Linked DNA regions of Mus musculus: region 1 is linked to region 2. Evidence: chromatin loops called from intact Hi-C (ENCODE). Cell type or tissue: heart. All regions are shown on one strand. Links, peaks and the distances in the headings refer to the core of each region. The heading gives the core; the rest is flanking DNA. Region 1 holds the start of Gm40423 (a long non-coding RNA gene). Region 2 overlaps Nubpl (nucleotide binding protein-like).

The links. Peaks named below come from ENCODE experiments on the same cell type or tissue, not always from the same donor. Only the 100,000 strongest peaks of a DNase experiment are listed, where the experiment ranks them.
Region 1: it touches region 2 in a loop (4-fold over the local background); 2 of 42 quality-filtered maps call a loop at or near these places.

Annotation. Positions count from the first base shown.
Region 1 is chr12:52,354,708-52,367,387 of GRCm38, reverse strand. It overlaps Gm40423 (a long non-coding RNA gene), which reads right to left and starts at 6,021. Exons shown (of 3, transcript XR_872748.1): 1 at 5,883-6,021; 2 at 2,857-2,912; 3 at 2,026-2,476. In heart, for the core only: no CTCF peak of the experiment used is centred there; a DNase peak (open chromatin) is centred at 6,007.
Region 2 is chr12:52,283,068-52,295,747 of GRCm38, reverse strand. It overlaps Nubpl (nucleotide binding protein-like), which reads right to left. Exons shown (of 11, transcript NM_029760.2): 8 at 9,325-9,410. Among named protein-coding and RNA genes, the nearest start is that of Gm40423, 72 kb to the left of the region's middle. In heart, for the core only: no CTCF peak of the experiment used is centred there; a DNase peak (open chromatin) is centred at 6,977; H3K27ac peaks cover 445 bases.

The DNA.
Region 1 (12,680 bases), core at 3,940-8,939, 72 kb before region 2:
GAGAAACCAGGATTTGGACACTGTTCTTACAAATACGCAAAGCTCACCTCCCACCTTGAATCATGAATGCTCAGACCAATCATGTGGTGACTGACCATGAGATGGAATGGCTCCTGGGTAAATGCTCAGTCATTAGTGCTGAGCTGTAAGTCCTCAGACCAGGTAGTTCCTGAGACCAGATAATCCTATAGAACATCATTTGAGAAGGACTGGAGGCTCCATGTAATTTGTTCTGCCTATCCATTCATATGTAATTATGGAAAAGAAGAGAGGAAGCCAGCCAAGGAAATCTTTATGTCCACATGACATTTACTAAGACCCAAAGGAATTTGCAGCCGAGAGCAGATAACAAGGAGAGGTACAACAAGGAATGGGATAAAACTGAGGGCCACTGCGGTGTATTCAGGACAAGAAGAACGAGGGAGGCAGCAGCTTCCTGTTTGAGCAGATGACATAGTTAATTTAGAGATGACACTGCAAAAACAGAATTTCTCAGGTCTTACTTGGTTTTCCTCTTCTCTATCAAAAACAATCTTCCAGCCGGCAAAAAAAAGCAAAGCCCCAGCCAAGAGGAAATGAAAGTCTGAGATAGGGCAGAGATAAGAAGATAGCACCTGGCGGCTGCATCTAAGTCTCCAGGCTCGAATGAATGGCATTCCAGGGCTGTCTGAATTCTGAACATGTACCCAGATATTACAATAAGAGAAACATTAACAGCTGATGAGAGATAGATAGATAGATAGATAGATAGATAGATAGATAGATAGATAGATAGATAGATAGAGAGAGGATGGATCCAGCAAGAACAAGAAATCATGGCAGAAAATTCTGACAGTCCCAGCAAAGCAAAGATTTCACTTTAGTGGTTCTGGTCTATTGTTAATCATAGCCAGTTCTTCAGCCCTGCCTGACCAGAACAGCCAGATTCTTAATGCCACATATTGAAGAGCCCCAGTAGAAGCTTTAAGGGATGCTCAAACTTCCCGCTGAAATTTTACAAGCCAAATCTGTCTTCTGTGCTGCTCTCAGCATTACCTTCTAAGTTCCTACTGTAGATCATTTGCTCTCAGCATTACCTTCTAAGTTCCTACTGTAGATCATTAAACTCTAACCCAGCATTTCTCAACCTGTGGGTCATGGTCCCTTTGAGGGTTGAATGACCCATTCACAGGGGTTGCCTATCATATACTCACATTATGATTCACAACAGTAGCAAAATTACAATTAGGAAGTAACAACTAGAATAATTTTATGGCAGGGGTCACCCTAACATGAGGAACTGGGTTAAATGGTTGCAGCATTAGGAATATTGAGAACCACTGTTCTGAACAATGGTTTTTCTATCCTAAAATTTCAAAGTTCATCCACAATCCACCCAAAACAAGATGACTGGGTCTGCCACAGGAATACCCTACTCCTGGTACCAATTTCTGTCTTAATTGGGGTTTCTATGCTGAGATAAATCAGCATGATTAAAAGCAACTTGGGGAGGAGAGGGGTTGTTCCTGCTTACAACTGACTCTTAGTTCACAGCCCATTGCTGAGGGCAATGAGGCAGGAGCTCAAGGAGGACCTTGAAGTCAGGAACTAAAGCAAACAGGGAACTCTCAATGTCCCCTGTGGCTTGCCCCCCATGGCTTGCTCGGCCTGCTTTCTTATACTGTCTAGAACCATGGGCCAAGACTGCACCACACACAGTGGGTTGTATCTTCCCATAGCTATCAGTAATGAAGAAAATGCCCTACAGACTTGCCTACAGGCCATCTGATGGAAGCATTTTCTCAGTTTAGTGTCCTCCTCCCAGATAACTCTAATTGGTGGCAGATGACAAAAATAAAACAAACAAACAAATACACAAGCAAAACTAGCCAGGATTGATATAAACTAGAAAAATGACAATATGACAACATAAAAACCAAGGAAGCTTGGTATAATTCCAGAAACCTCCAGAAAGACAAATGCCTCATTTTTTTTTTATTATTATAAGAAACATCTAGTTTGGAATGGTGGCATACACCTTAAGTCAGTAAGGAAAGGTAGGCAAATCTGAGTTTGAAGCCAGCTTGGTCTACAGTGAGTTCTAGTCCAGCCAGGGCTGGACAGTAAGACTCTATCTCAAAACAACAACAAAACAAAGCTTCTGGTAAAATCTAGCACAGAAGAGAAAGACAAATGCTGTCTCCTAAGCTCACACGTGGGGGCTCAGATACTAACAGTGTTCCACAGCCATCCTGTAGTCATGAAATAACAGTCTGTGGAGGCTCCACCAGCATCACCGTGGACACCCAGGGCAGCTACAGCTACGATGCCCAAGAAGTAGAGATAGGATTCATCTGTAGAGGGGTTTCAGCAGCCCCTGGCTCAGTCGTGATACCTGTCTTCCAGAGGGCAGGGGTGACTTGGAGGACAGAGGTGGTGTGCTGACATCTGCTGGACCAGGAAACAGCTGCTGAGATGGAGGGGTTGAGACTTCAAGCTGTGAGAGCAGAGAGCTTGTGTTTGAATCTCAGTTTTATAACTTAATGGTTGCGATGTTCGAGAACTTCTCAATTTATGCAAAATTACATATATACCAGTGTATGTGCACACCTATGTACATAGTTTAAATGAAGTTATGTCATTTGGAGGTGACAATGTTCTCTCAAAAGCCATAGACTAACAAAACCTCAGTGCCAGGCATGGGAAGCCTTCCTTTCAAACTGTTGGTCAGGACAGTTTGACCCCAGACACCCCCTAAAACAAACTATGCTCTTACCATTGCCCCTGGTTGCCTCTCAGCAATTGAAGGTACAATCCTATCACTGAAAACATCACATACTTTGGACAGGAATTTGAAGGAATCATGCTAGTACTGACCTGGAAGTCTCCTCCATGAGGACTAGTTCTCACAGTACTGGAAGGAGCTATGTGAGCTGCCAAGAGAAGAAAGCAATCAGTAGGCCTATGCAGCTGTGATGCCTTCAAACCACAACAATGACCAGAATGGTGAGACATCCTGAAAGGTACAATAGAGGAACTTCTAGCCTGGCAGTAACCAACACCCATCTGATTGGACCTAAGGTAATCAATTGGAAGGAACTCATGTCTGGTACTGTAAACCTAGTCTACTACCCATGGCTTACAGGTTAGGATCACAGTCTATCACTGAGGGAAATCAGGGCAGAAACTCAAGGCAGGATCCTGGAGGCAGGAATTGACTCAGAGACCATAGAAGATGCTGTTTCCTGGCTTTCTCCTCACAAATCACTTGACTTACTTTCTTTTACAACCTGGGACCAACTGCTCACAGATGGCACCGCCCACAGCAGACTGGGCTCTCCTACGTCAATTTCATTAATCAAAAAAGTGTTCCCACAGACTGGTCCACAAGATAACTTGATGGATACGATTCCTCAACTGAGATTCCCATATCTCAGATATTGTCTAGGTTTGTGTTGACAAATCTAACCAGCACAAAGTGTTTGCTGCCAAGCTTGATCCAACTGGAGCTGGATCCTTGACATCACATGTTGGAAGGAGAGAAGTGACTCTTGTGATTTTTCTCTGATCTTCACTTATAGAGCACGCTCACCAGTACATAGCCCACATATACCACTAAATAAATTTTAAAAAATTAAGGGGACAGAGTTCTTAAAAGTTAAAAATAGAACTACCGCGTGCCTCATTAGTCTCTCTGATAGTTATATACCCTCCCCTGAATAAATCACTACACCACAAAGATATCAACATTCTGTGTTCATTAATGCATTATATCCAACAGCTAAGATATGGAAACAACTGTCAGGTCCATCAAGAGATGAGTGGAGAAAGCAGTCATGGAGTAGGGCAGGGTATGGTGGAATCTGCTCTAGCACTAAGGAGGCTGAGGCAGGAGGATCTCAAGTCAAAAGCAAGCTGGACTGTTTATGGAGAACTACAGCCTCTCAAGTAAGGAAGTTGTGGTATAGAAGTGTATATGGTGGTGGTGGGGAGAAATGGGTGATTTATCTCTTACTACTCCAAATCTGTTGACACAGGTCTTATCATCTGTATGCATTCAACAAGACTTGATTGAAGGACATTCTAGAAATCAGAATGTTAATGATATTAGCAATAATGGCAGCCAGGATTTAGTCAGCGCCAACTCTATGCCAAACTCTTTCACATGCCTTCACTCACTAACCATCACAGAGCCTTATGGCAATGGAAGCACCTTGTTTGAAGCTAACAGCTTTGTAATTGGTCTTAAGGATCTGTTCAAAAGGAGGAAAACCATGTCTGCTACCAGAAAACCAGCCTTGTACCCAGGGCTGGTGAGTCACATTAGAGAAGAACCTACATCTGCCACTTTCCTGAACAGGCATGATTCCTAACTACACTCTAAATACTTATCCTCACACCCATGGAAACCAGACATTTCAGCCCTGTGGCATCATGGAAATACCTCCTTACCTTGAATTCATAGAAAAGGTAGCTGAGGCGAAGAGGCTAAAGCACTGTTTATGGACATGCAGTGGGCCCTGTGGAAGCAGAACTCACCCCACACCACCATCACTAGGCCCCTTTCCTTAAGTCTTGTGCATGCCCACCCATCTTCATGGGCCTGATGCAACCCTGCTGCATGGTGATGGGCTGGAACCCCTGTGCAGACATTCTCTGTACTGTAACACTGAGATTTCACACTTGTTTTCAACCTTGGGAGTTGGAGTGTCTCGTTTAGTTGAACAGAATTGCTGTCAGCGTGGACTGTTTGTCAGGGGAGGAAAGCAAGTCTGGGAGCCTTCACCAAGGAAAATTCTAGCCCACAGGTTAAATGAGCCTCATGACAACAACCTTTAAAGTTTAAATATGTGTTCATTTGACAAATATTTATTAGATGCCCTCCCTCTCTGTGCATTTATTGGTGTAGGTGCTTAGAGTGCAATAGTGGATTACACTGGCCAAGATCCCTGCCTTATGTCAGGAGGAGGAGAGACAAAATAACCAGGGAACAAACATAATAGACAAGTTAGTGATGTGTGGCATACAAGGAGGCAGTGAGGACTTGACAGCTGCGGTTTTAAATTGGGTCAGCGGGAGAGACCTCAGGAGAAGGTGACGTCTAAGCACATGCCTGCAAGGGGCAAAAGAGGCAGCCATACCTGAAGGAAGAGCAGTGGGGTCCTGGGATCATCCAACGCAAATGCCTGGGGGGAGTTGCTGCAAAGAGCGAACTGTCTAGGATGATGTTAGACTTGGGAAGTAAGGAGCAAAGAGGACGCAGGTCTTTCAACCACTACTGAGCCTTGGGCTCCTCACCAGGCAGCACAGTAAACTACAGCAGAGAAGCGATGTGAACTGATTCACACTGAGTATAGTTAAATCCACTGTATTCGATATTGTTTTGACTTGAGAATGTGTTTTATCACTGAGACTGTGGCCCACAAGGACACGAAGCTTACTTCTAGGCAAATGTCAGTACCATGTTCAGAGAACCCACCAGGCCTACAGCTGAAGAGCGAATGTGTGTGGGGGGCAGTGGTGGTGGGGATGCTGAGTAAAAATAGTTGTGTCCTTTAGTTCAAAGAGCCTCTGGGAGGAATAGCTAATAACAATAGCTGTAAAGGTCAATGCAAATATTAAGTGCTATCAAATTCTAACTACTACTTAAAAAGAAAAAGCCTGCCATTATTCGTTGGCCCAAGAGTCAGGACCTCTGGCACCTGCTCGCCTCGGCAGCCAGTCAGGGCCTTGGTGACTTTAGGTAGTTGCAATAGTCCTCTCTCCATCCACAGCTCGGTCAGAAGGGATTGCTTTCCCCTCCCCCATGTCCTCTGCAGCAAAACACAATCCTGAGGGGCTGGGTTGATGATAATTTGTTTTGTTTTTTGTAAAAAAATCATTAATTCTTTAAAGGTACTCACAAGACTCGCTCCACAAGGCTGCACATTTGCATGGGCACACGTGTAGAGAGCACTTGCTCTGAGCTGTTTACACCAAGCCACACAGTCATGGAAATTTTGCTGGAGATTGGTTTGTGTGGGAATTACACTGGAACACTGGCTGCTGGTGCCAGCTTTGTAACACAATGAATAGCTATTGTTCTCACAGAGGATCTGGCCGCTGGTGTCTACATACACCGAGGACGGCCTTCCTCTTCAGAAATAACTTCCAGCCATTATGTATTTTTTTTATATATAATTGTCGTTGGTGTACCCAATGTTCTAGATGCCTGGAGAGAAGGAGAACTACGTAAAGACATTTCAGTTGCCCTCCAAAGAGGATTAAGTGCCCCTGTTTTGGTAAGTTGGTCCTGACTGTTACTATACAATGAGATATGCTTACAGACATTAGATAAGAGGAGGTGACCTACTGAGTACCTACTAAGGGCCAGATTCTGTGTTTACATCATTCCCCTAAATATCACAGTGCAGTGAGAACAGGCAGTAGATATTATTTTGCAAATGGAGGGCTGAGGTTCAGAGATTAAACCACTGGAGATTAAAAAACTGGAGTTGTTTAATTCACGTCAGAGCTGGGATTTGAACCTAATTCTATTGACTAAAGTCATGCTGCCATCAGGCAGACTTAGGCTGAGAAAACTGTCATCTAGGAGGTGAGGTAAGATGTGCAAAGATGCTGCTGGGAATAGTCACATCTTTCCCCTGGAGTCATATAACCTGCAGGACCAGGGCTCGGGGCAGAACAAGTGCGAACGACCTGATCAAGAAGTCAGGCACAGAGCTCATGCGGCTAACCCAAGCATTCAGAAGGCTGAAGCAGGAGGACTGCTGTGAGTCTCAACTGACCTGTGCCTCAGGGTGTGACTCTGTCTCAAAAATCAATAAATTCATTAAAAAAAAAAAAAGGTTTGCTAAGACACTGAAGAAAAAGAAAATCTGAGGCCACAACTAGCTCCTGTACTGGGATTGAAACTAAGTCCAAAGGGTGGTTTATCACCCAGTAATGTTTTAGGAGACTAAATTTCTGGGACACCCAGCCCATTTCCTCTCAGCAGAGCCACACACCCTGGGAGCAGGCATTTGCTGGATGCTTAGCTATAATCTCTCAGCTCCAAACTTCTCATTCTGCTTTGTGGTTCTGTTCTGGGAGTCTGGCCTGCCAACTCCCTAGCAGGCTCTCTGCCACGAGTGCTGAACAGAGACGGGGAGGTTGGGAAGGCGAGAAAGGCCCCATTTTCTTCTGGCTTTCTGGCTGTGTTCTATTTGCCTGGGCTGCCCTAGGCCCACTTTTCCAACCCTGGTCATGATGGATTTTACTTGAGGAGCTATAATTTATTTTAAACTTGCCAAGTGACCACAGTGAAAGAATGCAGGTGTTAATAACTCTGACCTCTTCCCACGTCTCTCCAACCTCAGGGTTGGTGATATTTCCTCTGGTAACTAGAACCGTGAAATTTACTACACAGTTTGCCCTTTAGTTCTTCAGTATTTCCTTAAAATTTATGTTAAGGTCTCTGCTTTAAAATAACCAATGTAGTTTCTATCTCCCAACTGATATACAATTAATTCTGTTGTGAATTTAAATGGAAGCAAACTAGAAAGCTTTTTTTCAGTATAAGTTAAGGTCCTATGCCATGTTTACAATATCTAGCTTGCTCCCTATAAACACAGGGGGTGGCTTTGCCTCCAAAGCTATACAACGTCTCGTTCTCCACTGAAGGAGTCCAAGTCCCCGGCACCAGGACCTCCCGTTTGGTCTGCTCAGCTTCACACCATCCTCTTGACCACACCTTCTTTGCACTCACCATTCAGTTTTCCACGCCCTCTGCTTAATATTTATCCTTCAAAGGCCGTCTCGGCTTCCCCTGTTCCAGGGAAGCTTTTCTGATCTACTCTCTCTGCTCATTCCCTACTCTGTCCCCCTGTGTGCCCAAGTATAAACATCCTCTCTTAATGACTCCGAGCTTCTCGAGGCCGAGCTGGGCATCACTGCTTCAACTCTTGGTGGCCCTTGAGCCTACTAGGTCCTTCACAATTAATGGCTTAGAATTACTTGTCATTTTTCTACTCTCTGCTATACAATTTCAACAAAGAGCTAAGGGAAAATAACCTAACTCATTGTTTAGGAACTTTGAAACTTTCTTTCTTCCTCTGTGTGGATGGAATACTTCTCCAAACACAAAGCTGTTTGTATGTCTTTGAACTAGGTTACATCCCTAGGAAGTGAGGACATTATAACTGCCCGAGTGCAGTGCCAAGGAGAGGTGACATCATCAAGAATACAAAGCTGTAGGTAAGGAAGAAGCAAACATGGCCTCTTAGAACCTTGGAAAAAGAAAAGTAGTCTCTCTAGCCATGGCAGACATTGGGATGCTGAATCATCTCTTCTTAAAAAAAAATCAATTAATTTTATTTTTAAGAGATGGGAGTCTTGCTATGATACCCAGGCTGACTTCAAACTCTTGGATTTAAGGGCCCACTTTGCAACAGTTCTCAAGTACTTGGGCCTTCAAGTATATGTTGCTACCTTGCCCATCTGTGACTCTCAATGACACATAAGAGCCCTGGTCTTGCAAGAAGGTTAATGATGTGTCAATCAGAATCCAGATCTCAACTCTTGTTTGTCACCAGCTGTAGGAGTATGGCATCTTAACATTTCCAATTGAATTGAGCACAGTGGAAAGGTTATTGGGAGGTGTTTCTGTCCCACATCTCCAGAGCCGTGTCCCCTCCTGCTGTCTAGCCACACTAGTGCTGCAAGCTTGATGCTGCCTCAAAGAACAAAGCTGCCCAGGGAGCTCATGGCTATAATAACTCGTGAGGACCTGGAGGCAAAGCTGTCAGTGTCATCCAACACTAGTCAAGGCTCCTGTGTGGTCAACATTGTGGAACTGTGGCTGGAAAGGAACAAAGACAAGAAGAAAAAGGAGGAGGAGGTGGGGGAGGAAAAGTGAAAGAGAGAAGAAAGGAAGGATTAAAAGAGGAGGGGGAAGGAGGAGGAGACAGTGGGGGCAACAGCATAATGTCCTTTGGGCCTGTAATCCACCTCTTGTTCTTCTAACAGGGAGATTGTCTGCTCTCGCAGGAAAAAGAAAATTAGTCTGTTTGGTCAGAAGTAGCTGTGGCCTCTTTAAGACAGTGTGTTTTACACACAGAGGTGGAGCTTGACACTGGAGTCGGCACATGGACTCTCTTGGATTTTACTGAGAATAAATGATTAGTTGACACAGTCTCAGGAGTGTTGATATCAATTAATTTCAAGAATTTCTGCTAGACAACTTCATACATTTTTTGTTGTCAGTTAGGGTCCTAATACTGAAACTTTGTGTAAACTGGTCAATTGTGAAAAATCGACCTGACAGATCTGCCTTTGGTTTGGTATTAAGCATACATAGCATGATGAAGTGATGTAACAAAACAAAGAGATACATTGTTTTAAATCCAAAACAATAGGAGCAAGTGTAATCTTTGACATTTCCTCCTTATGAAGTGTAGAACACTTTATGTGGGATAGGAATAGGAACTATTCTGAAAAAAAATCACAGGACAATTAGATCACGGGCTAGTGTTTTTCCTTGGTTCTTCGAGGGCCATTCTCTACCTTCTTCACTCAGCACTGCCCCAGGAGATACAACCTACAGGTGGTCAGTAGGTACTGGTTGTCTGTGGTGGTTTTAATATGCCTGGCCTCACCATCTAATGAGTTCTAATGATCATCTAGTGAGAAGGGGCACTATTAGGAGGAGTGGCCTTGCTGTAGGAAGGGAGTCACTGTGGGGGTGGGCTTTGAAGCTCCGCCCAGTGTGGAAGACTCAGTTTCTCCTGGCTACAGTTAGATCAAGATGCAGAACTCTCAATTCCTTCTACAGCACTGTGTCTACTGCATGCTGCCATGCTTCCTGCCATGATGTTAATGGACGAAACCTCTGAAACTATAAGCCAGGCCCAATTAAATGTTGTCTTTCATAAGAGTTGCCTTGGTCATGGTGTCTCTTTGAAGCAATGGAAACCCTAGCTAAGGCAGAAGTTGGTACCAGGCACTGGTGTATTGCTGTGAGGGGCCAATCATGTTTGGAGGAATGTGGATCTTAGGACTTTGGAAAGTGGTGGAATGCTTTAAGTGAGATTCCTATTTCATATTCCTAGTAGGAATATGAAAGATGGTGGTGCTGAAAGTGATTTAAACTGTGGAGGCCTGCTGGCTCACGAGGTTTCAGAGAAGAATTTTAGTATGTAGCCTATAGACTGTTCTTGTGACGTTTTGGTGAAGAATGTAGCTGCCTTTTGCCCTTGTCTGAAGAGTCTGCCTGAGGCTAAGGTGAAGAGATTCAGACTAATTGCATTGATAAAGGAAGTCTCAAAACAACTAAGCATAGACTTTGTCCTCCAGTTTATTCTCATGAAGAATATTTTGATCAAGCATAGCAAGCTTAGAAAGGAAAAAAATACAAAATGTATGGTTTAAGTATTAAAGGGGCACCAGGAAATGGAATGGAGCTAAATCCTGTGTTCAAGGAAATAAACAGATGAAGGAAATAGTGATGTCAGGGCAAGACCCCACCCAGCTAAGTTATTGTTTATGTGTTTGCAGGTGGACAAGGGATAGTTATATCATCCTATGCATTAATATGAATTGGTTAGCATTTTTATTTGCACTTTTAATCTGGAATGAACTACAATCCATAAATGGAGGCCATACCTGTGACCCAGATTGTAAGGCTGGAAGACACATGCTTTTGATCCAGATCGTGAGGCTTAGTGGCTATGAAAAGCTTAGGTCCAGCATGGTTGTACATGTCTTTAATCCCAGGAGTTGACACAAGCATATCTTTGAGTTCAAGGCCAGTCTAGTACAGAGCAAGTTCCAAGTAGAAAAAAAGTTTAGGTCCATGTGTGGAGGTATATAACTTTAATCCCAGAACTCAGGAGACAGAGGCAAGCAGATCTCTTGAGTTCAAGGTCAGTTTACAAAGCAAGTTCCAGGAGAGCCAAGCTTAGGCTGCGAAAGACGTAATAGAACAAGGAGGGCATGTTCCAGCTCCAGCAAGCAGCAGAACTCAGAAGCCTTGCCCATGTGGCTCTGGCTTTAGAGTCAAGAATAGAAGTGGTTACTGGGACAAATGATTCAGGTTATCTGGAGCTAAGATGATTAGAAGAGATCAGCATCACTTAGGAGAAATCTTCTGGGAAGTGTTTTCTGAGAGCACAAAGGACCTATGTTCCAGAGATAGTCAAGGTTGTACCTTGTGCTGCGGCTGTACTTGGTAATGTGTAAGAGTCACCCCGGTGGTACTAGGTTTGAAGGCATGAAGGGGTCATATAGAGCAGCTGAGTCTTGGCACTATAATAGGCTAGGGAAGGCCATTGGTGAAGGTACAGACTCAGTTGCAGTTGGCTTCCCAGGACTAAAGGGGTCATGTAAAGAAGATGATGCTTGCTACCATGAAGGGAGCCTATGAGACGCTATTGGTAAAGCCTAGTTGCGGTGAGAATCATCAGCATGCTGAAGATGCCAGTATCATGGGATGACCACCAAGAATAGCAGCTACAGTGAAGTGGAGTCAACCGGACTCTGGAGTGCTACAGAGGGCACAGTTGGAGATATGACCCAAGCCCTTTGGAGGAGCCTAGAGGATCATGTGTGGATCCCAGAAATTGGAACAAGAAGCTGTGATGTTTAAGTTGCCTTAGAGACCCCAAGATGTTTCAGATGCCAGAGCCATGGGATACCTGCCAAGGAAAGCTGCTAACAGGGCATGGAACCAGCCCAAGAGAAACAATTGTGTTTCAGTCAACAAAGCTGAAAGGAGTTGAAGATCAGAGATGCAGAGTTTCGAGTTGCTCAGCTGATTTTGGTCTTGCTTTGGTCCAGTATTTCCTCACTAATGTTTTGGAATGGTAACAAATATGCTTTGATGTTGGAAGTATGTGATCTGCTTTTTGCTTTTGATCTTATAGGGAATTATAATTAAGGGGTTGTATGAATTTGAGAAGAGAATATGAACTTTGGACTGTTAGACATTGTTGAGACTGATAGACTATGGGGACTTTTGAAGTTGGACTTAATGAACTTGGCATTATGCTATGGCTAGGTATGGGCCCCATAGACTCATGAACTTGAACAAGCCTATGGGGGTCAGAGAGTAAAATGTGGTGGTTTGAATATGCTCAAAGTTCAGGGATAGAAATGTTCTATTGTTGTAGTGGTTTGAATATGTTTGGCCCATGGGAACTGGCACTATTAGGAGGTGTGGCCTTGTTGGGGTGGGTGTGTTCTTGTTGGAGGAAGTGTGTTACTGTGTAAGCAGGTTGGGGGTGGGGGGCTCCCAGTGCTCAAGCTCTGCCCAAAGAGTCAGTCCTTTCCTGGCTGCCTTCAGACCAAGATGTAGAACTCTCAGCTCCTTCTCCTGTACCATGCCTGCTTGGATGCTTCCATGCTTCCTGGCATGATGATAATGGACTCAACCTTGAACCTATAAGCCAGCCTCAATTAAATATTTTTCTTTATAAAAATTGCCTTGGTCATGGTGTCTCTTTACAATAATGAAACCCTAGTTAAGACAACTGTTTTTGGAAGTCTACTCTTTAGGAAATTTGGTTAACATACGGAGTGCTGGGATAATCATTACTGCTCCAGCAGCATACTGGAGCCTCTCATGTATTAGATGTTATCCCTTTAGTTGCTATATTACAGAAGGTTTAGAAAGTCTAACATAAGAGGTAGGAAAGTCAGAGCTACTAGCATTGGAATGCGGGTAT
Region 2 (12,680 bases), core at 4,120-9,119:
CAATGGCAGGATTCTAGATGTTTCCTTATGTACCCTTGAAAATACTTCTCAAAGAAACAGACAAACCTTATTTTTAACACAGTAAACTCATTTTATATGATCTTAAGCTTGATAGGAATGCAATTATATAGCAGGCTTCCTTTCTTTCCATCTAAGCCATTTATTTGGAATACATTTTCATGGAGTCCAACGCTCTATAATCCATTCTTCTATTACTATATGGGCTATTTCTAAGCTTTGAATATTATAAAAAAGCTTCTATGGATGCTTTTATATTTCTTTATAAAATTCTGAGTATCAGATTATACCCAGATATCATTCCTAACATGGTTTGAATTTTCATTGCCATAATTCTGAGTGAAGCTGAGTACATTTTAAATGTGATCTTGGTCATTTGTATGTCAGCGTTTACAATCTGCCTATTCAGACATTTGGCCTATTTTTGCAAACATGTATTTTCTACTTACTAACTAGTAAGGATTCCTGGGAGAAGGGTGGCAGGGTGGCTCAGTGGGTAAAGGCAAACCCGACAACCTGAGTTTAACCCTCAGAACCCACGTAAAGAGAAGGAGAGAACCAATTCCACAAGTGACTCTCTGATATTCACACAGGCATCATGGAAATGGATTCCCCAACCACATTAAGTACATGTGTACATGTACATACACACACATACACACACACACACACATACATACTTTTAAAAATTGGATTACTTTGTATGATTTTTAAAAATAGATTTCATATTAAAATGGTATTTTAAATGTATTGTTAAACTTAATTTTGCTTGATTTGTTTTATTTTTATATTAAAAAATATAGCTGCCCAAAATTTTAAAGTTACATTTGTGGCTGACTCTGTATTTCTATTAGACAGTGATGTCCTGGACAACATCTGACCATGAATGTAGTTTGGAAGTCATCCTATCTATCTAATGTCAAAATATGTAAAAATGTCCAAATTTATTTTATTGGGTTCTAAGATTTGTAATAAGTATTGTACTTAATTGATTAATTATTAATATTGTTGTCATTGTGCAACATATGCATGTGTGCTACAGTCCCACATGGAGGTCAAAAGACAACTTTGTGGAGTCAATTCTCTTTAGTCATTTATATGTACATATATATTTATAAGTATTTGTATACATACATGTTATTTATGTATATATGTGAATAATATGTCTAGTTTGTCACATATATGGCATATATTTTCTCTTTAAATAATGAAAAGGGAGAAATCCATTATTGATTGACGTAGACTACATGACAAATGACTCAGTTAAGACAAGGTTAGTTCTGGGAAAGCCAGAAGAGAGGGTGTACATAAAGGAGCTTAGAATGCACTGTACTTCTGATGTGACATCAGGTCTCCAGTCACTGAGGTAATTAGGAAGAATGTAGAACATCTATATTCCAATTTTGTTCATAGAAATTCTTCTCCTGAATAGGAAGTAAATGTCTACATGACCCACATTAAAACAAAACAGCCTCACACCTTGTGAATGCTTTATACATCGCTAAGTGTTTGTGTTTACTGTAGGGCTGTTGTGTGTGTCCTTTGATAGCAGACACATTAAAAACAGCAGCTTTGCTCTGGCTTAATTTGCATAAAGCCATGAAGCTGCAGCTGCAGGCAAGCTCAATCATGTTTATGCCTCATCACAGTATAAGCTCCCCTTTTCCTTCTTATCTCAGCTAGTTTTACTTGAAGAAAGCAAATATTACATGCCTGGCTAACACCCGCCACCACCCCCATTTTACATGTTATTCCTACATAATTCCTATCCATCACTGGCTCAAAGGAGTACTTCTTTTATTAACATTTAAAAAACTGACTCTTGAAATATCAACATTGCTCTGAATATTGGATTTTTGTGTCTAAATGTACTGAATTAAGCAGACTCAAAATTTTAATTTCTTTTTGCTATTTGAAACCCTAATTTAAGCAAGCAACAAATAAGACTGTTAGGCTACTACATAATCCAATTTCTCAAGGTTAGAATCAGGTTAAATGCTGGCTGGAACCTGTCACAAGCATTAAAAGCTATGTTTTAAGAAACTGTGTGTGTAGTGGGGGAGTACATTGTTACATAAAGAAATGAATACTAGTAATGGACATAGATTCATAGGTGCTTTTCTGCTTTGCATCTATTTCTGAAGCATGCATACAGAACCTATAACTTTAAAAACACGATGGTTGTCCTTGGTTTTGTCTTTATAAGAAGTCTGATGTGAAAAGAATATGTGGGGAGGTCTGTGTCTACACCCCTTTCATGGACCAGAGAAGTGGCCATGGTCCATGGGGTCCAACTCTTCTAGATCTTGCAGTCTTAGTCTCTGAAGAGAGGATTTATATTGGTTCCTGAAGTCTGCCACCAAACAGTAACAGTCAGAGCTACTAATCATAGTACTACATGCTAAGTTATGCCATGGACTGAAGTGCAATCTTATTCAACCGCTCCTTATGACCAGTGGGACAAGGAGTACAAGAAACCTGATGTGGAATTACTTGCCCTAGGTTACATAATAAATTACAAAGCTAAAGTCAGTCCAGGTCACTGACTTAAGTGTGGAAACAGGAGGACAAGTAAATGGACTGAGGACTTTACTCACAGACGCAAGTGGCCTTGGATAATGATAAGTCAATACAGTTTAGAAGAGCGATTTAAGATGATAACTAGGGGATAGTGACAGACAGGCCCAATTTGCATTCTCCTTTGCACTCAGGAATGCAATGAAGCCAAAGCCTTCCTAAAGATCATGGTCATTAGAGCCTCAGCGCACTTCTCAGTGCTCCTGTTCCACCAGCTTCGTATCCTTACTTGAAAGAGTAAACCTCAATGACAAGCAAACACTAGACTCTTAGACTGTCTCTGGAATGAACCATGATGCCCATAGGGCCCATCTCAATTCTGGTTCAGCTGCAGAAATCACAGGTGAGAATGTGGGCCCTGGAAAGAGTGGACTGCTTGGGAGTGACTAATGTAGTAGCCCAGCACCTCACTAAACAAATGGACACATTTATGTATGTTTCCCTGTAACATGGGGGAATGATGCTCTCTTCCTCGCGGGGGTGTTCTGAGGGTAAAATGAGCTTAATGCATTAACTAACTTAGAAAGGCAGTGTAGTTTCGAGCACACAAGGACTCTGAAGAAACCCCGTGGAAAAGCAGAGCCGACCCTGCAGCTGGTTACTAGAATGCAATTACGGCCGAGGTGCACAGTGCGGTCAGTATACTTTTGTAAAGGGTAAAAGTCATTTTCTAAAAATAAAGTAAAATAAATAAATAAAAACAATAAAATTCCTTACTGTCAAGAAGGAAGTCACTGGTTACATTATATGCAAACTAGTCAACATGAAATCCTCAAAAGAATTTAAACAGTATGATGTAAGGTCCTCTTGGAAACAATACTTCTCTAAGTACATCTTTATCAGCCTGCTTTTATTGCTGTAACAAAAAGAAAAGAGACCTACAGCCCACAGTTTTGGAAATGATAGGACTTGGTGTATCAGCTAAGCTCTCATGAGTATCTCATGACATGGAAGAAACTTACGGGAAGGGTGAAGTCACATCACCAAACAGGAAGCCAGAGGGTGATTTGGGGCCATGGTCACTCTTATTTTTAACTGATCCAATAATCTCTTCTGGGAGCATGCCCCAGTGACATAACAAAGGCGCCCCCCTGAGAACCAAGTCTCCCGTGTAGTCCTTCTGAGGGACAAACCACAACCAAACCACAGCAGCATCACAGGTAAAACAGGTGAGGCTGACACTTAGCATGCAGGAGTAAACTACTGTGGGGTCATGCTGAGCAGAGAACCAGCTCCAGGAAGATTAACGGGAACATAATCCTCCGGCAATGTGAGGTCCTTCCCTTTCGTTGCGGTTACTCTGGATCAGGTGCTGATGCCTATCACCTTGGCACTTTACACCCCATCCACTAGAAATGCACATGAATGTATGTGTCTTTATAACTGACTAGAATTTAGGCTAATGCTGTGTAAAACCTTTGGTTCTATCTTACTGTACTGATTCATGACCAACAGTGCATCATCACATTCAAGTGTCTGACCGTTCAGGTTTCCTTACTATCTCCGTGTATACTTGGAGCCTGTCCCATCATCTCCAGCACATTAAAACACTTTAAAGCTCCATTCTAACTGTACCTCCTTCTTGGTTATCTTTTTATGGGTTCCCCTCATAAGAAAAGTCCAAATGTAATATGAAAGATCAAACCCAGATCATTCATCTAGTATACATTTAGTGAGCAGCTACATGTTTAGAGCTTACAATGTAGAAATGGAAATGTGAAAGGGGAAAGAGCATACTGAAACCACAAACAGAAGGAGCTCTCGTAGTAAACAGCACTAGGCCGAGTCCCCAAGAGAAAGGTCTGCTTATTTAGTCTGGATACCTAAGGATGAAAAGATTTAAGTGGAAAGTGAGGGTAAAATGTGCTTGGGTGTCAAAGCAGCTGAAGGTCCTGAGGACGCATGGGATGGAAGAATGCTGAGAAGTGGAGGAAGAGCAAAATGGCTAAGATAAGGAAAAGGGTAGAGCAGGCTATGCTCTGGGTCATAGTGACAGTGTGACTGGGGGCCGGGTGGCTGAGTCGGGGAGGATGTTCAAGGCAGGTTCCCTTGCCACTCAGGGACTCAGACTCTTGTGTGAAGACCGAAGATAAGCCTGTAGTGGGGTGAGAGGTGAACTGGACATGTGTACAGAGTTCTCAGGAAGTATCATTAACTTTACATGGCATGCTGGGAGAGTGGAAAAAAAAAACCTCCCCAGGGCAAGTAACTCCTGAGCTGAAATCTGAAGAGTGAACACAGGTTACCTGGGCAGGAAGTGACCATATCAGGGAATAGTTCACCATGTCCAAACTTACAGAAAAGAAGCAAATGGCTTTCCCATAACACCAGCCCCACTGGCCCAAAGAAGTAAGTTTTCTTATTCTCAGATCTTAGGGCTCCTTCAACATCACAAAGTTAATCAACAAATCAAAAAGTAGTCAGAGAAAACGGGTCTGCTTTTCTTTCTGGGGTTATCATAGAAGCATACAGTCCACGCTGTGCTGGGGTTCACTGTGTGAAGGTGTGTGTCTGGATATTCAACTGCTAATCCTGTACCCGCAGAGAGTTAAGGGCTCATCTTCACTCTCCTATTTTGTAAATATTTGTTCCTTCTTCACCTGCTTAAGGCAATCTAGAATTGTATCTGATTGGCTTTAATAGAATCTGACGGCCAATAGCTGGGCAGGAAGTGGAAGGCAGAACTGACAGGCAGAGATAGAGACATTGGGTGGATGCCTGGAGCAGAGCAGAGAGGTCCACCTGGCCACATAGTGGGATGTGGGCCAGTATTATTTAGGATAGAGTAGTAAGAAGACTGCCTACCTAAGGCCTAAGCTTAAAAAACATTAATAAGCCTCTGTGTCGTTATTTACATCACTGGTGGGTCCGAGGAAGTCTCACTCTAGTGCTGGGTAGCTTTTGCCAACTTGATACAAGCTAGAGTCAGTAGGAAGAGGAAGGCTCAGCTGAGTAAATACTAACTACTAATTGACACAGGAACATCTAGCCCACTGCTAGCCAAGCCATTCTTGGGCAGGCAGGCCAGGGCTGCACAGGAAAGGTAGCTGAGCAAGGCAGGAAAAGCAAGTTTGTATGCATCATTCTTCCATGGTTTCTGCTGTGAATTCCTGCCTTGGCCTCCCTCAGTGATGGACGCTGATTTCCTCCCAGGTTTCTCTTAGTCGTGGCGTTCATCACAGCAAGAGAAAGTAAACTGGAACACAGTGCTTCATTATAAAGGGCACTAAGTATCAGCACATAGGTACTCGTGCAATACATCAGTTAACGACCGTTTGTTGAATTAGAGGTAAGTGAGCCCCTGCGTGGCTGAGGCATGAGGGAGTAACCACACAGTGCGGGACTCTTCAGGAGCTGGATGGGCTTCCAAAGAAAGGCCTGCAAAGACAATCCCCGTGAGACCAACACTCAGGCGGTCAAACAGCAGCAAGGTACACAAGGCGCTCTCAGAGAGGAGGTGACAAAACTGGGTCAGAAGGATACCATACATAAATTACTCACTACCAAAAGTGGGCAAGGCTGAACATTCTTACATGCTTTTGAAAAGAGCAATCTATATACAAATCCTGCTATAATCAAGGATTTTTCATAGTTTTTTATCATTTCAGGCAGAGGCCAGAATTTAATCCCTCATCTCTTTCCTCCTTTCCCGAGCTATGCGTTGAGTTAAGAAATCATTTAAATTAACTTCAAAACGTTCTTGCAGACATCACTAAACTCTGTCCATACCAATGAATTCCAATGACATCACTGTCTCCATGGTAACTAATGCACTTCAAAAGGGGGAAAACAGAACAAGGCTGAAAAGCAGGGGAACAGGAATGAAGTGGGATAAACTGCGCAGCACTGCCTCTGCATTACGGGGCACTTTCTAACTGAACACTTTGCTGTGCCTTACACTTGGAGCTTTTAAGAGCCAGAAGGCTCAGAAGTCACCATATTCACGTCTCACTGATAACTGAGACCCACTTTTCTACAGAGCAGCACCATGGTTGTTAGACTGCATACAGAGCTCAGCACTGGACGTTCTTGTTCACTGGTGAGCTTTACTCCAGACACGCATGCGTCCTTTGGGTTTAAGAGATGATTAAGACATCCTACTTGTTTTTAAACTGATTTTGCAGTATAGAGGGCAAATGATTAAAATCAGGGCATAAAAAGAGCGCTGTCACAGAGATACAGCAGGCAGATGTCTAAGTTGCCAGAAAAGCGGGGAGGATTAACTCCATCTTAGAAACAACCTCAGAATAGACACTCTGGTGATTTTCATTTCTATGCCATTTAGTCCCAACACACCCATGACCACATCCTGGCCTTATCAAGACCCAGAACTGTCCTAAGCCTGCAAACTTAAAACGACTTGTGCGATCCCAAGCAGCTGTTTCCTCTCTTCACCAGGCCTGGATGCAGTCCTCCGGGCCCTTGCAGGCCACCACCCCTCACTTCCTTGTGGCATTTCCTTGTTAACATCCTCAACTTTTATCCTTATGTGGCATCTAGCCAGCGATATCCCAGCTGGGCTTAGTGACTGGCCTCTTTTCCTCTGTTATGTTCTCTAAGAATTATATGGCCTACTCTCTGGCTTGGAGACCAGAAAAAAAAAATCTAACACATCAGTATGAGATTTTTTTTTTTTAATAATTGTATCTCAAGAAGTATCAAGAATGTCAGAGGAAAGAAACATCTGAACTAAGAGCACACACGCTGACTGTTGCAAGTGTGAGCATTAGACTTTGAGTAAAGAGTCCACGAAGGGTACGGCCCATAGCCACTATGACCTCAAACGACAGTGTTAGTTAAAATGATCTAGCAGTATAAAACGGATCGTTTCTGAGGTGAAATGGGAGAGAAAATCTGCTCCCTGTTGGTAAATCACTTTCCTTCATGGATTTGCTGATGTTGAGTGCAGTAGACTCTCTGCCTTCACCTCAGCATAGGCAAAGTTCAGCACTCACATCCCTGCAGGCAGAGCACTAGTATCCAGGCCCTGCAGTGGTATTAACAGACCAGTGGTCATTTTACTAACTTTTTCCAGGAAGGATTATAGACCACTTGTTAACTCAGAGCCATCAACTACACTAGAAGGCTGCCTCTCTCTTTGCCACTTAACATTTTAATCTCATGTAAGATGATGCACTGGTCAGTGATCTCCACAGCCAGTGCTTACATCTAGTTTATTCTGGAGGACATATTTCAAGTCACATTGTTCAAAACACATGCAATAGAGGTTTTCTGTCTGTAGTGGCCATGTGATTAGCATTGCTTTAACCTTTTTCCAAGCTAAATTGTGGAGCCTAGAATGCCTGCTCTAAACCCACTAATCACACATTCAGGTCTACCAGTGAAAGCAGCCAGTGTCCTGGAAAGAAAGCAGCCAGGCATGTCCCTTACTAGGCTCACCACTCCCGCTAGCATGGGAAGAGAGGTACTCCTGGGTAGGGGCACCTTGACTCTACTATATATAATCTTTTACATCTTTCAAGGCTCCTCTCAGAGACAAACACTTAAAAGCATCCCAGAACATTATCCTGTGTCATGGTCTCTTTGAAGAATTAGAGGAAAGTTATGGGTTCTTCCCATAACCAAACAAACAAAAATATCATACAGTTTGTGGTGGAAGGAAAGCAGGATAGAGAAGTATGAGAACCCTGATGCTAATCCATGTGCCTAAGACTTTAAAACTTGTTCTTTATTATTATTGCATATGCACTTGTGAGCACAGGTGTGCACTGCATGACGCACATGTGGAGATGAGAGGTCAGATGTGTGAGTCGGTTCTCCTTTCACCTTCACATGGGTTCTGAGGATTGAACTCAGGTTGTTAGGCTTATACAACAAGTGCTTTACCACTGAGCCAGCCTTTTGGCTTGAACCAAAGTTTTCAAAGCCCTATTTCTATTAGCTCTAAAGATGTCCGTGGAGAGGCGCACAGACAGAAGCACTGCAGGGCTCATGTTCTATCTGCCCTCTGGTTCTATGCCTTGGCTTTTGTTGAGGCCACTAGAAGGAGAACCTTTCCCTCAGAGTAAAGAAGAGGGGAGTGTGTTTAATATAGTTTCCTCCTCATAGGAATCTAGTGAAAGTATATATGTGTCTGGCCTCGGCAGGGCTTCTCGTGAGCAAGCAGCCTGTTCTAACCATGTGCACATGGACAGGGTCTTAATTGGTATCATGCTGCTTTCCTTTGGCTGCTAGAAAATTCATAGCATATTTAAGTTCCTTAATGGCATGCAATTTGTTTGCTGACTTTACTCTGGGCTCCATCTGATCTTAATTATTCTATGTCTATTTTTATTACATTCTTACGTTATTTTGTCATGTACAGAATATCCTAAAATACTCCCTAGAAGAACCTGGGCTATCAAGACTTAAAATGGAGAGAGCCAGAAGGAAAGGGAGTCACCTTTCCCCTCCTTCCCTGCAGGTGCTTTACTGTAGACTATCACGAAAGCATTTCCGGAGACAGTCACGGGACTCCATCAGCACTGGAGAGCATAGTTGTGCAGAAAACCTGAAATCCCTGCACTCTGGCTCAGAATTCCTCTTGATTAGCATGATTTAGACATATTTGTAACCTTAAGTATGCTTTACAGTAACTGGGAAGATCAACTAGGCGTTCATGAAATGTTCAACAGAAGGTTAAACTAAACCACGGATGATGTTTTGTTCATGACTTGTCATAGGCTTGTGGGATCTCATGCTTTTACCAGGGAGGATGTAAATGCTTACAGGCACATTGACTTTCCGAAACATCTCCGCACCCTTGTGTGCATCCATCAGTGCAATGTCCTGAGGTGTGGAGACAATCACAGCACCTGGCCAAAGAGAAACAAAACAAAGTATCTTTTAATACTTCAGGGGAAGCTTGCTTCCTACATGACTTTATTCACATGCTCTCGAGGCCTCTACACTGCCTGGCCAATCCACACAAGTTTGACATACGCAAGTTTCCTTTCCTGCCTTTGACCCCTGGCTTCTGAAATCACAGCTGACTGAGCAGCACAGCCAGAGCATTGCAACCTCGTTATTCAGACGCGTGTTGATGAGACACTTATGGGGCCAGCCACCCAGAAGTCAGGGGTCTAACTGGTACACCAGAAAAAACCGAGGACTGCCACAGAGTACTCGGTGCTAACACAGAGGATGTGCATGGAGTCCTGAAGCTCTACTGAGCGACAGGAAGAGGGAGTGGTGAACGTGATGTGAAGGGTGGAGAAGTGGAAGACAAGGAGAAGCAATACAGATGGCCAGAAAGAGCCAATTCCTAAGCTGGGTTTTAAAAGTTTGTGTTCTGAAAAACTCACACAGTAATTGATGGGTTGGTTCCGGTAAAGTGAAGGGCTATGGTAGAAATGTGGATGCAGACTGGTCAGGCTTGAATGGAGTCAACATTGAGTGATGGGGACCCTGTACACACAGATGGCCCTGGGAGAGTGTTTGTTGAAATGCAAAGACTTGGTATGATTAGTGGATTCTGTGACCTTCATGAATTCTGTGGTTTAGATACTCCAATAACCAGTATCACACAGCTTACAGTTTAATACACAAAAACACAGCATTTCAGAGCCCAGACAGACAGTCTATCAGAGCAAATAAAAATAGAGGAGAGATTAGCAACTAATACCTGATTAGGTGAAGTAAAGGTGAAGTGGTGCCACAGACTACTGTCTGAAGGTCCTGGGAAGGGCCAGGTAAGGGAAAAGAGCAGGACCACCAAGTGACACAGCACACAAACGGGGAGACAAGCAGAGCAAGCTACAACAAGCAATATCCCATGGCATTTCTCCAACAGGAACCCACAAACTCTTTTGGAATCAACATTTCTTCTCATCAAAATATCAATAATTTGAATGTCATTGATATTTTTTTTAAAGTTTTGGTTGTACGTCTTTATTAAACTTTTATTTATTTATTTTCTATCTAGCAGTAACTTTAGAAGAAGAGGTCTTATCTATTATCAACTTTGAGATAAAAATATATAAGGATTAAAAATCTGATCCTATAGCTGATGGGCTGTGTGACCACGTTGGCTTCAATTTCTTTCTCACAAATGGCACAGTAATACCATTTCTGAGGGTTGCAGTACTACACCACTGCTAGACACTGATATCTGTTATGATGCCTTGCATCTAAAAAGAGGTGCTATTAAAAAAATCCGCTACTATGTTTATGATTATTAATAAAATGCCTCAGAAGATGCCAGGAAGGTTGTTTCCTTGTGCCATTAGACAGATCATTCTAGTCTTAAAACAGTTTCATGGAGCATTCCTGCTTTCTTTTATTAATTTCTCTGGTTAACAACCCAAAAGCTAGACCATAGTTCTTTCTTTTAAAAGATGATTAATCACATCTCTGCAAAAATTATTCTCTACACATACAAAGTATTTCCACAATCTGCCACCTCCTCAGCCCTGTTATTAATATATTTCCATATACAGTCATGTGGAAGGAATTAATCCTAGCTCTGGCCCCATCTAGCTGTGACTAATCTTGGGCAAGAAACTCAGAAACACCCTAGGTCTCAGTTTTCTTGACTGTAAAACTGGAGTGTGTATTATATTGTTTCCAAGGCCTCCTATGACTGTATGATCTAGCATTTGCTCCTAACTGTATTTCTAAACCTTGCCCCTGTTTAACCTGACTGCCCCAGTTATCTTATTAAGTGGAAGTAAGGACTGCCTCTCAAACCTAGACTGTTTTTTCCATAGAGGAACAAGGAGCTTTGTGGGTTGTTTCCTCCCAATCTTCTCCCTCACAATTTACCCACTACACAGGGTGTTCTCTATTGTATTAGCTCTAAAGACTGCTCTGAACTCTAGCCACAGTACATAAGTGCATTCTTGCTCAACTATTCTTGTCTACTATTTGTATCTCATTACACGATACAGGTTCATGTTTTTATGGTCTGTACGTGTGTCCTCCAAAGGACTTACTTACTAGAGGCCTAATCTAATGGTGGTACTAGGGTGATATAGGACCTTTAAAAGGTGGGGTCTGATGTTCTACTACCCAGCTTTCTGTGGTTACTCCAGGTAACAGACTCATCTCTAAAGATATAAAAAGGGAAATGAGACGATAGAAGGGAGAGTTTACCTGGAGTCAGTAGAGGGAGGGAAACGCTAAGCAAGAGGGAAAAAGGAATAGAGAACACCAAGGATGATTGAAAACTCCATGGGGAAACAGGATTCTATGTTTATTTGAAACTACTATTAGTACATATACATTTGGAGATGCTCATACCATGGGATGACCACTAAGAAGAAGCCACTAAGCAGCAGCACCCACCCCCATGCCCCCATGGCCTCTGAATTAGCTCCTGACTCTAGATTCCTGACCTGCTTGAGTTCCTGCTCTGACTTCCTCCTTTGAAGAACATTGATGTGGAAGTGTAAGGCAAATAAACCCTTTCCTCCCCAATTTGTTTTTGGTCATAGTGTTTCCTCACAGCAATAATAACCCTAAGGAGGATAGTGTATAAACACATATAAATAACTTACATGAAGTTATGCCACAAAGGGTAAAATGTTTTTACCAAGAACCAAAGGCTATCTAACAAAAGCCCTGGTGCCAAGCATGGAAACTTTGAATTGTTGGTCAGGGGACTCCAAAAGATACCTCAAGCAACATTGGACACTACTGTTTCCCTTGATTGCCTCCCAGAACATGAAGGTAAGAACCTAAATGCTGAAGACACCACATACTTCAGAACAGAACTTAAAATTAAGTTGCAATTGACCTGGAAGCCTCCTCCCTGACAGCTGGCTCTCAGTATTCAAAGGTGCAATTGCCAAGGCAGAAAAGCAACCAATAGTGCTATTCAGCACAACAATGGCTGGATTGTCAGGAGATGCACAATAGTACCACGGTGGCACCTTTACCCCAGGGGTCACCAACACTTGTCTAACTGGATTTAAAGCCCACTTAATAGGAGGGAAATCAACCTACTATACACCTAGTCAATTATCCAAAGCTAGAGATGTCATAGGCCCAAGAAGAGAGCCTACTACTACCTTTTCCCCCAAATAATATAATTTCTAACTGTATTCTAAATACTTATCTTAAGTCTTTCCAAATACATGTAGCTC